Regions from separate parts of the Homo sapiens genome. Here region 2 is linked to region 1. The links are chromatin contacts, found by Hi-C or POLR2A ChIA-PET in ENCODE. All regions are on one chromosome and are shown on one strand. The core of a region is the stretch at or near the end of the contact, and the rest is flanking DNA. Distances in the headings are between cores, read along the strand shown.

Region 1 (5,482 bases), core at 80-2,579:
GAACGTGTTCTCTGCATTGCAAAGAGCCCCAACTCCAACCTCACCGATGCTCAAACCTAAGAGGCAAACGCCTCCGGGGCAGCCAAATGGCGCCAGAAGCGGCCGAGGTTCCACCGACAGTGGGCAAACCCGCCAAGCCCATTCACCTCTCGGTCAAATCTCCCGGGCCTACGCAGCGCTGGGTCTAGAGCGTCCGGCCGGTTAGTGGCTCCCACAACCACGACCTCGCGGTCCCCACTGGCGCCGTCCAGCAGCGTCAACACCTGGGCCACTACGCGGCTCTCGGGTGCTCGACTGCCCCGCTGGGGACACAAGGCGTCCATCTCGTCCAGGAAGAGGAGGCTGGGTCCGCGGCTGGCCAGTTCCCGGGCGCGCTGGAAGACCCGCCGCACGTTCTCCTCGGTCTCCCCAGGCCGGGAACCCTGCAGCGCCGGGGCGCTGACTGCCAGCAGCTCCGCGCCCGCCTCGCGCGCCACGGCCCGCACCAGCTGGGTCTTGCCCACTCCGGGGGGCCCCGCCAGGAGCACCCCGCGAGGCACCGCTAAGCCCAGCGCGGTCAGGGCGCGCGGGTAGCGGAGCGGGAGGCGGAGGAGCTCCCGCAGCGAGTCGGCCGCCTCCGAAAGACCTCCCAGGGGCACCTCGGGCTGCGGCTGGGCTTCCGACGGAGGCTCCCCGCCAAGGCTGACGCGGGTACGAGGGGTGACCAGCCCAGCGGGATCGGGACTGGGCGTCCCGCCGACGATGTGCAAGGCAGCCACCAGGCCAGGAGCGCCTGGCGGAGCGACCACCACGTGGCCCAGGGAGATCGGTCGGTTTCTCAGCAGCTCCTGTGCCGCCTCCAGCACCGCGGCTGTATTCCGGGCACCGGGCGCGCCTGCCCGCTCTCGCAACACCGGCCACACGGCGACGCGCCGCAGGGGCGGACAGGGCACTAGGAGGAGGCGATTCAGGCTGAGACTCCTCCGGGATCTCGACGCCCCGACCGCCGCCCCGGGGCTCGCGCACAGCGGGTCCAGCTGCACAAAGCCGTCCGCTCCGTCCCGCCGAGGCCAGGCAGTGCAGAGGCAGGAGCCGCCGTCGGGTAGCGAGATCTTCACTGCCGAGCCCAAGCGCGCGCCCAGGGCGTGGAGGGCGGCCGGGCCCAGGCGGCAGCGCTGGGTGCCCCGGTCTCTAGCGTCTAAGGGTAGCAGCTTTAAGAGCGGCCCTTCAGGGAAGGGATCCGAGTCCGGAGCCATCGCACACAGATGAACCAGGCAGACGAAACCAGATTAGGAAACCCACCCGGCCCACAAAAAGCGGAACACCGAGCTCGCAGGCCGGAAGCAGATTGCGCGCATGCGCTAGGGCAGACTGCGTTGCTAGCAGCTGAGTGAAGGCCGAAAGGGCCAATGGAAACGTTAGACGACGCTCGGGCCTCTGGGTAGAGCGTTGGTGTCCGCTTTCGTGAAATCGAGTTGCCTAACCCAGAGCTTTCCCGAGATGGTCTTCGTTACAGGTGTCTGGGAGGCGGCTTAAGCTCACTTCACTAGGTCATTAAGCATGTACTTTGGTGGTTACATATATCTTGGAAGTCACCGGCTTTACATTCTGTTTTCCTGGCCTTCGAACTGGAGCATCAGTACTACCGCCGTTGGAATAGCAACCTAGAGACTTTGCTATTTTGTGAAGAAACTCTAACTATCCGCATGGGCACAGAATTTTGGGTGCTCTGGTGCAAATGTCTCAGGTGACTTGGCGTAACTGAGAATACAGCCTTGGGACCTTCGGTAATCGGGGTTCCAATCTGGGAGGTCCAGGCACAACCCTTCCTATGGGAAAGTACCAGCATAGTGGGAGGGAAGCACACGGTAGCGCTTAAAATCCCTTGTAGAGAGGAAAGAAGGAAAACTAGGCTACCTGATGGATTTGTAGCACACCAACAGTACATTTGTTCTGATTTCTGATATTCTTTTGAATATTCTTTGGCAACAAGTTAATCACTAAAGTTCATGCGATCAATGCTTACTGTCTAATTGGGGCACAACAGTACTAAGTCCTGTATTAGAGGCGATACCTATCTACGTTATTAAGACAACTGCCTGCTATTTTTTTTTTCCAGCTGCTTTCTGCCTTTCCCTTTCGCACAGGGAATTCCTTTTTATCAGCTGGAATACATTTTCTATCCCTCTTAATTGCCGTTAAAAAAGAACTACAGATACTCAAAGACAAGAAGATATACCTTGTTTTTATTTGACTTACATCTTCCTACCTCTATTTTCCCCACTTTCACTGCAACCCAAATTTGTGAGTTGACAAAACTGATATTTTAGAGTGCTTAAGTTGCTGGGAAGTTTTTTTTTTCTATCTATGCAAATAATCAATTACAGACTGTGTAGTAATATCTTATCAATGGGAAGTACTGTCAGATCTGGGATCTTAAGACCCATGCCAGTTCCTGATCTCATTCTGTCCAAACTTCATGGCAGACATGACAGACTTCTTGACTTGACAGTAACTTACCTGGTCTCAGCTGTACTTGTCTGCTTAAATCGATTCTGGAACAATTTAGGAATCAGAAAATAGCAGGAGGAGGTCTTGAAATGGATAAGTCACCCATTACTTCCTGTTTTCTTTTTTCCTCTTAATCCCATTGGCTTCAGTTCTTTTTGGTTTGGGGACTTTTAAATAACAGCTTTGCATTTTTTGAAATAAAAAAAAAGCCATCGTTTTTACCGACCCCTAAAGGTGTGAATTACATGCCTATCAAGTTATTTTATCAGAAGCCTGTACCTCATCGAGTTCCTTCTATTCAGCTCCAAGAAGCTTTAAGGATCTGGGAGAGGGAAAGAAGACTTACTGAGGACAGGATAACTGTCTTAAATATGTAAAGGGATCTCATGTAAAAGAGTTAGTAGATTTACTTATATTTACAGTGCAGAAATGGCCAAGAAGTAAAGGTTTAATGGAGTGGAATAACCAAAGCCAAAACAGGGAGCCAATAAAGTTAAATCGGCCTCAAAATTTTCTGAATTGGTTTAAAACAGAGGCACAAACTATGCTATTAGGAATATGATGAGAAGGAAACTACATGTTGCTTTTGGTTGGTCTAAGAGGTTGATTTTATACAAGGTCAAACAAGAACCCTCTGACCTTATAGAATCCATATGCACAGGAAATATTATTTCACTTCACTCTTTCTCTAAAAGATCCAGTCTTTACCATAGGTTGCAAACAAAAGCAACAAGGAATTCTGTTACTGGGCCTTCAGCTCTTATCCACTCACTCTGAGCAAAACTATAAATGTCTTTCCCAATCATCCAGTAAAATCCATTCTGTCCCTTTAGGTCTAACCATTTGCAACACTATGATTTCAGCCATCTGAACATCCATATTTATCATGCCATTCAATGACATAATCTCCTTGTGATAAACCATTCTTTTTATTTTTAAAATTTTATTTATTTTTTAGACAGTCTTGCTCTGTCACCCAGTCTTGAGTGCAATGGCAGGATCTCAGCTCACTGCAACATCTGTTTCCCAAGTTCAAGCAATTCTCCTGCCTCAGGCTCCCAAGTAGCTGGGATTACAGGTGCCTACCACCACGCCTGGCTAACTTTTGGATTTTTAGTAGAGATAGGGTTTTACCCTGTTGGCCAGGCTGGTCTCGAACTCCAGGCCTCAAGTGATCCACCTGCCTCAGCCTCCCAAAGTGCTGAGATTACAGGCATGAGCCACTGCACCTGGCCTCCTTGTGGTAAACCATTCTAATGGGAGTTGTGTGGCTCTTTTGCTTAGTTGTTTTTAATCTGACCAGAAATTTGTTAATTCTATGAATTGAAGAACATCAATTAAAGCACTAGAATTGAACCACTAGAGGGAGTCCAGAACCAACTAAGCCTGAAGGCTACAGGATTGTTAGGACGTTGGTGTTCTCAACTGTGGTTTCCACTCAATTTTCCCAGGATTCACACCTAGGTGTATGAAGCCATCTGTTGTCTCTATATATTATCTGGCTTAGTCTGTTCAGGCTGCTGTAACAAAATACTACGAACGAGGTAGCTTATAAATGACAGCAATTTATTTTTTACAGTTCTGGAGGCTGGGAAGTCAAAGACAAGGCACTGGCAGATTCCATGACTGGTAAGGGCCCCCTGTCTAGAGACAGCTCATTGTACCTGCACATGGTGGAAGGGACTAGCTAGCTCCCTCATGTTTCTTTTATAAGCACACTAATCCCATTCATGAGGGCTCCACTCTCGTGACCTAATCACCTCCCAAAAGGCCCTGACTCCTACTACCATCATCTCAAGGGTTAAAATTTCAACAAATGAATTTTGTGGAGGACACAAACACTGAGACCCTAGCAGTAACTGACTTATTTTCACATAATTTTTCACAAGCCTCAAGCTGTGTAAAACTCAGTTTCTAAGTTAAAATTTAATTTTTGTGTTAAGTATAAAAATGAGACTGTTCCTAAATCCAAAATTTAGTGGTAGGTCAAAATCCAAACCGATGGAATTCATCTTGCTATAGCCTAGAAACATTTCTAGCTTTAAATTGTTTCAAATAGCTTTGCCAAACAAAATCTTTTGTGAGATTTTCCCGAAAAGGTACATGTGACAAATGGTTTCTCTTTATGTCCTTTGTTACATTCAAGGTTACAATCTGTCTAATTTTTAATTAACTATAAAAATTCTTAATTAACTGTAAGTCTATAATTCAAAAGAAATAATTGGAATCTGTTTCTTTAGGATAATGATCATGCAATATTTTTGTCCCTTCAGCATATTATATATGTATATAAAAATATATTCCTGTATATGAAAAAAATCTAAAGAAAATGGTTAAACCAGTAGCATGAGTCATCTGTAGATTAAATAATGTTAATCTTTCCAGCATTTCCATTTTTGTGTTATGTTCAACCCTAATATATTTGAACATTAGCAATGACTATGAGTTGTAATAGATGAATAGAGATTTGTTTAGCCACCCTTGAAAAAGCATGATTTGCAAACACTTTCATCTCAACATGCTCATGTAGATGTAGTAAGTGACTTATTTCCACGGATAGCTAATATGCCGAACCTGTGTTCATAAAGTATGTAATGAAAATCCCCCTAAATGGGACATTGTTAAAATTGTTCTTTAGAATCTTCCATCTTTACTTTTTATCTTGTATCCAGGTTAGAATTAGTCTTTAGAGTAATTCTAGATATAGAATAAGTTATAGAATCAGAAGAAGGAGGATGAAAATATTTGCTGGATTTCAAATGACCTGCAGACTACAGTTCATAGAACATCATTCTGAAAGTCTGTTCTTGCACATTTTCAGGAAATTGCTTGATTCATCATTTTTTAGAAGTTAATGTTAAGGTAATTTTTCCCTATGATGTTGGTTCACACTTTTCAACAAACATAATAATTATATATTTATTAAAACAAATATTTATTGAACATCTACTTCTTGCTAGTTACTATACCAGAGGCTGAGTATTTGGTGGCA
Region 2 (5,893 bases), core at 2,169-4,668, 3.8 Mb before region 1:
TCTCTACAAAAAAAATATTTTAAATTAGTCAGGAATGGTGGCATGTACCTGAAGTCCTAGCCACTGAGGAGGCTGAGATGGGAAGGTCACTTAAACCAAGGAGTTCGAGGCTGCAGTAAGCTATGATGGTGCCACTGCACTCCAGCCTGGGTGACAGAGCAAGATCTTGTCTCTAAATATAAACAACCAAATATTGACCTATGCTGCTACATAGATGCAAAAATAATCCAAATCTATATGCTTAACTACATAACCATTTGTGGAGTCACGTGGACAGATCTGGAAGTTTACGTGGAAAATGCTACCTATTTGAAAAGCAGTTTTTCCCCTTTATTTCATTTTTTTCTTTATTTTGAATTCTGCCAATGATTTTGTGTAATAGTATTTTTTTAATGGTATGGGAAGAAATCTTTTATCATGTGATACCACATAACAGCTGCCTAACCACACAATGTAGATATGAATAAAGATGGCTCAGAAATAAGAGTGTACTAGTATTAGTGACTCAACTAGTTACCATTATGACAAATGGAATAAAGTTTTGACTGATTTACAGGAGTTTTAAAATGCATTTTATATTGAGTAGTTATTTCATGTTTTCTTAAAACAATTATTGTACTGAACTAAAAATAAACTAGGTAGTTTGTTCACCTAACCAATCTACATTCAAAGACATGCTTACAAATTTTCCACTTAGTTCATTTTTCTGTTCTCAGCATTACTACAAATGCCTCATTCCGTCATCTTGTTGAATTCTTTAGCATCTTCTGTATCATTTCCAGGGGCATCTCTGGGAAGTAGTGATGCCTATCTTCCCTCAGAAGCACACTGATAACCCCAATATACCCACAATTCACACTTATTCCCTTCTCTGAGGTGTGCTGCTTTTTGGCACATCAGAAAAAACACACTACTAGGATTTGAAAAACTAAGTTCTGGGCCTGGTTAGGTCATAAACTACAGAAACCTTAGGTCATATATTCTCCCCAGGCGTTTCTCCACTACAAAAAAAAAATTCATTATTCCCTTGGTCTTTTGTAGTCCTTTACTATTTCACTTATCTTCATGATAACCCTTAAATTTAAGTAAGGTAGCATTATGCTCATTTTATAGAAGAAATTCAATCTCAAAGAGGACATAGTCTCCCAAAGATCCCACAAGTAGTAATATATTAGGCAGAGCTAAACTCACACACTCTTACTCAAGATCCTAGTACTGGTACATGCCGTGCTAATAAGTTTGCTAAAATGGATAAAGCAGCAATTTCTCAGGTCCCTTCCAATGATCCTGTTCTCTGCTTCTACTTGCTATTTTTTCTCTCTTCTCTCAACTAGCATTAACATCCAAAACTATATATAATCACCAAATTTCATTTACCATGGTTTTTTAATTATTCTTTAAATTTTTCTAGTTCCATGTTAAATCCAGAGAAATGTTACTTTTTCGAAAGTTTCTACTACTGCCTCTCTCTCTGAAGGCCATGGGACTTAACTATTTGTCAAAGCAGAAATTCCCAACATTTCGTAAACACCACTAATTACTTTTTATAACTGTAAAGACAATTATTCCATACTTAAAACCAATTCAAAATAAAATAAATCCTCAATACTTCTTATTCCCTGGGGTAGTAATTTTAATTAGATTTTATTGATTCTTTATTTTCTCCTATGTGCCTTTATTTGGGAAATACTGTTAGTCTACCTTACTATCGAGTCTCTTTCCCTAGCAAGAAAATGTCAGTCTTAAGAGTCAGGAAAGCTTTTACTTTCACTATCACATATGAAGAATGAACTAAACACCTAAATTGGATAGGAAAACTTAAATGAGGGATTCAGGACACTTCCCAAGGGGTCATATGACCAATTTAAAAGTTGGTATGATGTGTCTAAAATAACAAATTAACTCTTTTACTTATAATAAAGGTACAGATGTGCTGATTAGTCATGCTAACATGTACATATGAAATATGCCTAAACCAAATTAAAAGAAAACAAAATACAGTCTATGGCAATCTTGAAAATTCAGGGAGCTCAATAAATATTAAGAGGATGCTCTCACAATGAGAGCATTAAACACTTGGTAATTAACATAATTTAATATGCAAAAATAAGAAAATATACAGGATGAGGGATGAGGAGTACACATAGGAAATTTTTGTGATTTTCTTCATTTTGATTGTATTGCTTTCTTGTCTTCAGGAGGGAAGATTTTGACTTCAAAAGTAACAAAATATTTAAGAAGGGAATTCACATCTTTCTGTTCTAAATGATATTCTTGCGCTATTTTCTCAGCAGTTCATGTTTCTGGATAAAGTTTATGATTATTGAAAAGTGTCAATGCTTCTACAGTGGAAATTTTGCCTTTGGGAATGCTCTTAATATTTATCATATCAAAGTGATGGCCTTTCGGCAATCTGAATTTCTTTGGCTCCTGACGTGTTTCAGCAGCTTTCAGCTGCACGGAAGACACAGGATCTTTGGAATCAACACACACATATTTTAGAAATGACAGCAGCTTGTCATCTTTACGAGCAATCTCTCCCTTAATTTCTGGATAGAGACTAATCTGCTCTGGCAGGAGGCTGCTGGTAGAGGGGTGCCTGGGAGCGAGAGAGGGCTTCATGTTGCGGATTTCCCTTTCCGCTCGGTTCTCTTGAAATTCCTGATCCCGCGAGTCACCGCAGCCCCCATCTCCTTACAACATGATGCCCTCAGGTTCACAGTAATGTATTTTTTAAAAACCAGTCGTTGTTACCTTAATTTGGTCCCAAGGGCTGTAAAGGTCAGTTTACAACTCGTTGAACAACTGAGTAAGATTTAAGGCAACTCAACTGATAGCTGCATACCTAATTTAGGATATCCATAGAATTGTTTTGTCAACTACAAATATAACAAGCATTAAGTGTAAACTGTGTTGCTGAAAAGTACTCCAAGTATCTTAGGAACACCCACCGCAATGTGTGGGCTAAATGCACACGTACAATGATAGCAGAAATAATACCTGTCATATAGGACGGGCATGTCAGCCTTTTCTCCGCGAAAGGCTTCTGGTCCTAAGCTGTCCCTTACTTTCACCGGAATGAGATGCGTCCAGAGTCCCAAGCAAGGGAGGAGACTGCTCCTTTACCCAGGAGGCTGGAAACTGCTCGATGCGAGCGCAGTTTCCGACGCCCTTCGGCTGAGACCTGCAGCACCGGACGATGTCCCAGTTGCCAGCTTTAGTTGCTAAGGCACCAACCACTTCGGAGGAAACGGGGGGTGGTGCAGTCTCTTTTGGAGTCGTAGCGAATCAGCTACAAGTCGAGATAATTAGTTCCGGCAGGAAACAGCTCCTCTAAGAGGGACTGGAAGGCGGAAAGAAGCTGAGAGTGACGCCTCTGAGCCGCGGAGGATTGTGGGAGGAGGTTGTCTCCAATTTCTCCTCCCCCTCCCGGCCAAGATGTCTGACATGGAGGATGATTTCATGTGCGATGATGAGGAGGACTACGACCTGGTGAGGCGCAGGGAATGGAACTCTGAGGGTGGTGATGTGTCTTGTTTTCGGGGTCCGGGCCGGGGCGCCCGCGGCCTCTCCCCGTAGAGCATGTGCCGTTTACAGCCTCTCTCAGTGCGGTGACAGGACTGGTTTACCTCCTCCCCGTTCCCGCACCGGGCCCGGGCCCTGCTTCTCCAGCATGGGGGAAGGGAGGGCAAAGGAGGCAGCGAAGGGGGCCCCGGGCCTTGCCCTCCGAGTCTGAGCGCCTCTTCGGTTTACACGGATGCCCCTGGTCCCAGGCGTTCGGTTCTCTGTCTTCTGCCTCCCCACCGCGCTAGCCGCCTCGGTGACCATGCTGCGGTGTAGGCCCTGGCTTTGCCCTTTCGGGCCCAGCGTTCCGGGCCCCCACTTCTTCACACTGGAACTGAGCGGGTGCGAAATGCTAGGAGAAGTCAGAAAACGGGGGTGTCCTTACTGCTCCCAGGCCTGACTGCGAAACGCAACTTGTGAGTCTCCTGGAGACATAGCTTAAATAGTCTTGCCAGGGCCAGTTTTGGTCCGAGGTAAGTGTGTAGGGGAGAGTTCAGAGCAAAGATAACTGAAAAAAAGGTAGTCGAACCACTTTTTCAGTTCTTTATAAAGAAAAGCTGGGGAGGAGGTTTTGCTTGTGGTGTTTTTGGAGGACGGGTGAAAGATAATTGAACCCATGGCTTTTCCCTTAGAAATTTCCCAGTATACAAAGTTTAAAACAGCAACAGCATAGAAATAAACGAATTTTTCTGACCGAATGGAGATTTTTAAAGATTCAAAGCTTCATTTATTAATGGATTTGCAAGTTTGAATAACGTTTGCTATTCAAAAACATCGTGTGGAAACTCAGAAAATTATCTTGATCCAGAATTAACGTCAATTTTGCTGTGTTTCTTTATTTTGGGGGTGTTTCATATGGTTCTTTTATGGTGATGCTGCATTATCATAAAGTTACGAAATAGATGTTTTGGGACGTCTGACTCATTTTAAGTGCCAGAGATTGTCAAAATATTAATACATTGTTTTGAATTAGTCTATAACTTTTTCGTATATATTTTCAGTTTTTTGCATTTTAAAATAAGGCACACTTTGCAAAAGGGAGAAAGGAAATTCTCGCTATTATTTGAAAGTCATAGTAGAGATTTTTATAATTTTTAAAGTTAAATGTAGTTTCGCTAATAGTTATGGTTTCTACCTTACATTTTAGTTTGTGCAAGCCAGTTGTAGGCAGTGACTTCAGTTCATTAAGAATATGTATCTGTCCATTTTTACTTATTACCTGTTTATTTATATTACAGGTGTTTTGTTATCAAAATGTTTCTTTTATATGTGCTTGTATTTTTTTAATTGATTCATAGTATTTTGTACATATTTATGGGGGGTTTCGTTACATGCACAGGATATGTAGTGATCAAGTCGGTATTTAGGATATCCATCACCTTGTGTTTTTATCATTTCTGTGTCTAGGGAATATTTAAAGTCATCTCTTCTAGATATTTTGAAATATAAAATACGTTTTAACCATAGTCACCCTGCTCCGCTGTCAAACATTAGAACTTACTCCTTCTATCTAACTGTTGGTTTGTACATACCATTAACCAACTTCTCTTACTTCCCCACTCCTCTTCCCCCCACAACACCCTTCCTATCATTCTACTCTCTACCACCGTGAAATCAACTTCTTTTGCTCCCAGATCTGAGTGAGAACATGTGATATTTGTCTTTCTGTGCCTGGCTTATTTCACTTAACCTAATTCTCCAGATCCATGTTGCTGCAAACTGACAGAATTTCATTCTTTTTTATAGTCAAATAATATTCCATTATGTATATATACCACATTTTCTTCATCCGTTTATCCATTGATGGACACTTAGGTTGATTCCCTGTCTTTGCTGTTATGAATAATGCTGCAATGAACATGGAGTGCAGGTATTCCTTTAATAGACCGATTTTCTTTCCTTTGGATAAACCCAGGAGTGGATTGCAAGATCTTATGGTAGTTCTACTTCTAGTTTTTGAGAAATCTCCATAATGGCTATACTAATTTACATCTCCATCAAAAGTGTAGAAGAGTTCTGTTTTCTCCACTTTCTTGCCAGCATTCTATTATTTTTTGTCTTTTTGATTAATAACCATTCTAATTGTGGTTTTGATTTGCATTTCTTGGTAGTGATATTGACCTTTTTTTTTTTCATGTATGTGTTGGCCATTTGTATGTCTTCTTTATTTATTTACACATGTATATATTTTTAGAGATGGGATTTTGCTGTGTTACTCAGGCTGGGCCCAAACTCCTGGGCCCAACCAATCATCCCGCCTCAGCCTCTTAAGTAGCTGAGACTACTGGCACGTGCCACCATGCCCAGCTGTATGTCATCTCTTGAGAAA

What was found. Hi-C counts contacts between places; a loop is a spot of excess contacts on that map. ChIA-PET counts read pairs that join two places held with the same protein, here RNA polymerase II (POLR2A). Pooled maps may share reads with other maps.
Region 2: a map of CD8-positive, alpha-beta T cell shows a loop between it and region 1 (35-fold over the local background). The contact joins the promoter of COPS2 here to the promoter of AFG2B in region 1. A Hi-C loop is called at or near these places in 5 of 168 maps with a recorded cell type or tissue (CD4-positive, alpha-beta T cell, CD8-positive, alpha-beta T cell and naive thymus-derived CD4-positive, alpha-beta T cell) and 10 of 50 pooled maps. POLR2A ChIA-PET finds 5 or more read pairs at or near these places in 1 of 52 experiments (CD4-positive, alpha-beta T cell).

The regions. Positions count from the first base shown.
Region 1 is chr15:45,398,183-45,403,664 of GRCh38, reverse strand. It overlaps AFG2B (AAA ATPase AFG2B), which reads right to left and starts at 1,329. Exons shown (of 8, transcript NM_024063.3): 1 at 147-1,329. The coding sequence starts at 1,235. It also overlaps a transcript of GATM not described here. RefSeq lists silencers at 497-646, 1,037-1,116 and enhancers at 1,197-1,356, 1,747-1,816, 1,827-1,876.
Region 2 is chr15:49,153,124-49,159,016 of GRCh38, reverse strand. COPS2 (COP9 signalosome subunit 2) reads left to right here and starts at 3,418. Exons shown (of 13, transcript NM_004236.4): 1 at 3,418-3,492. The coding sequence starts at 3,439. It also overlaps a transcript of GALK2 not described here and the pseudogene NDUFAF4P1. RefSeq lists enhancers at 2,466-3,384, 3,143-3,672.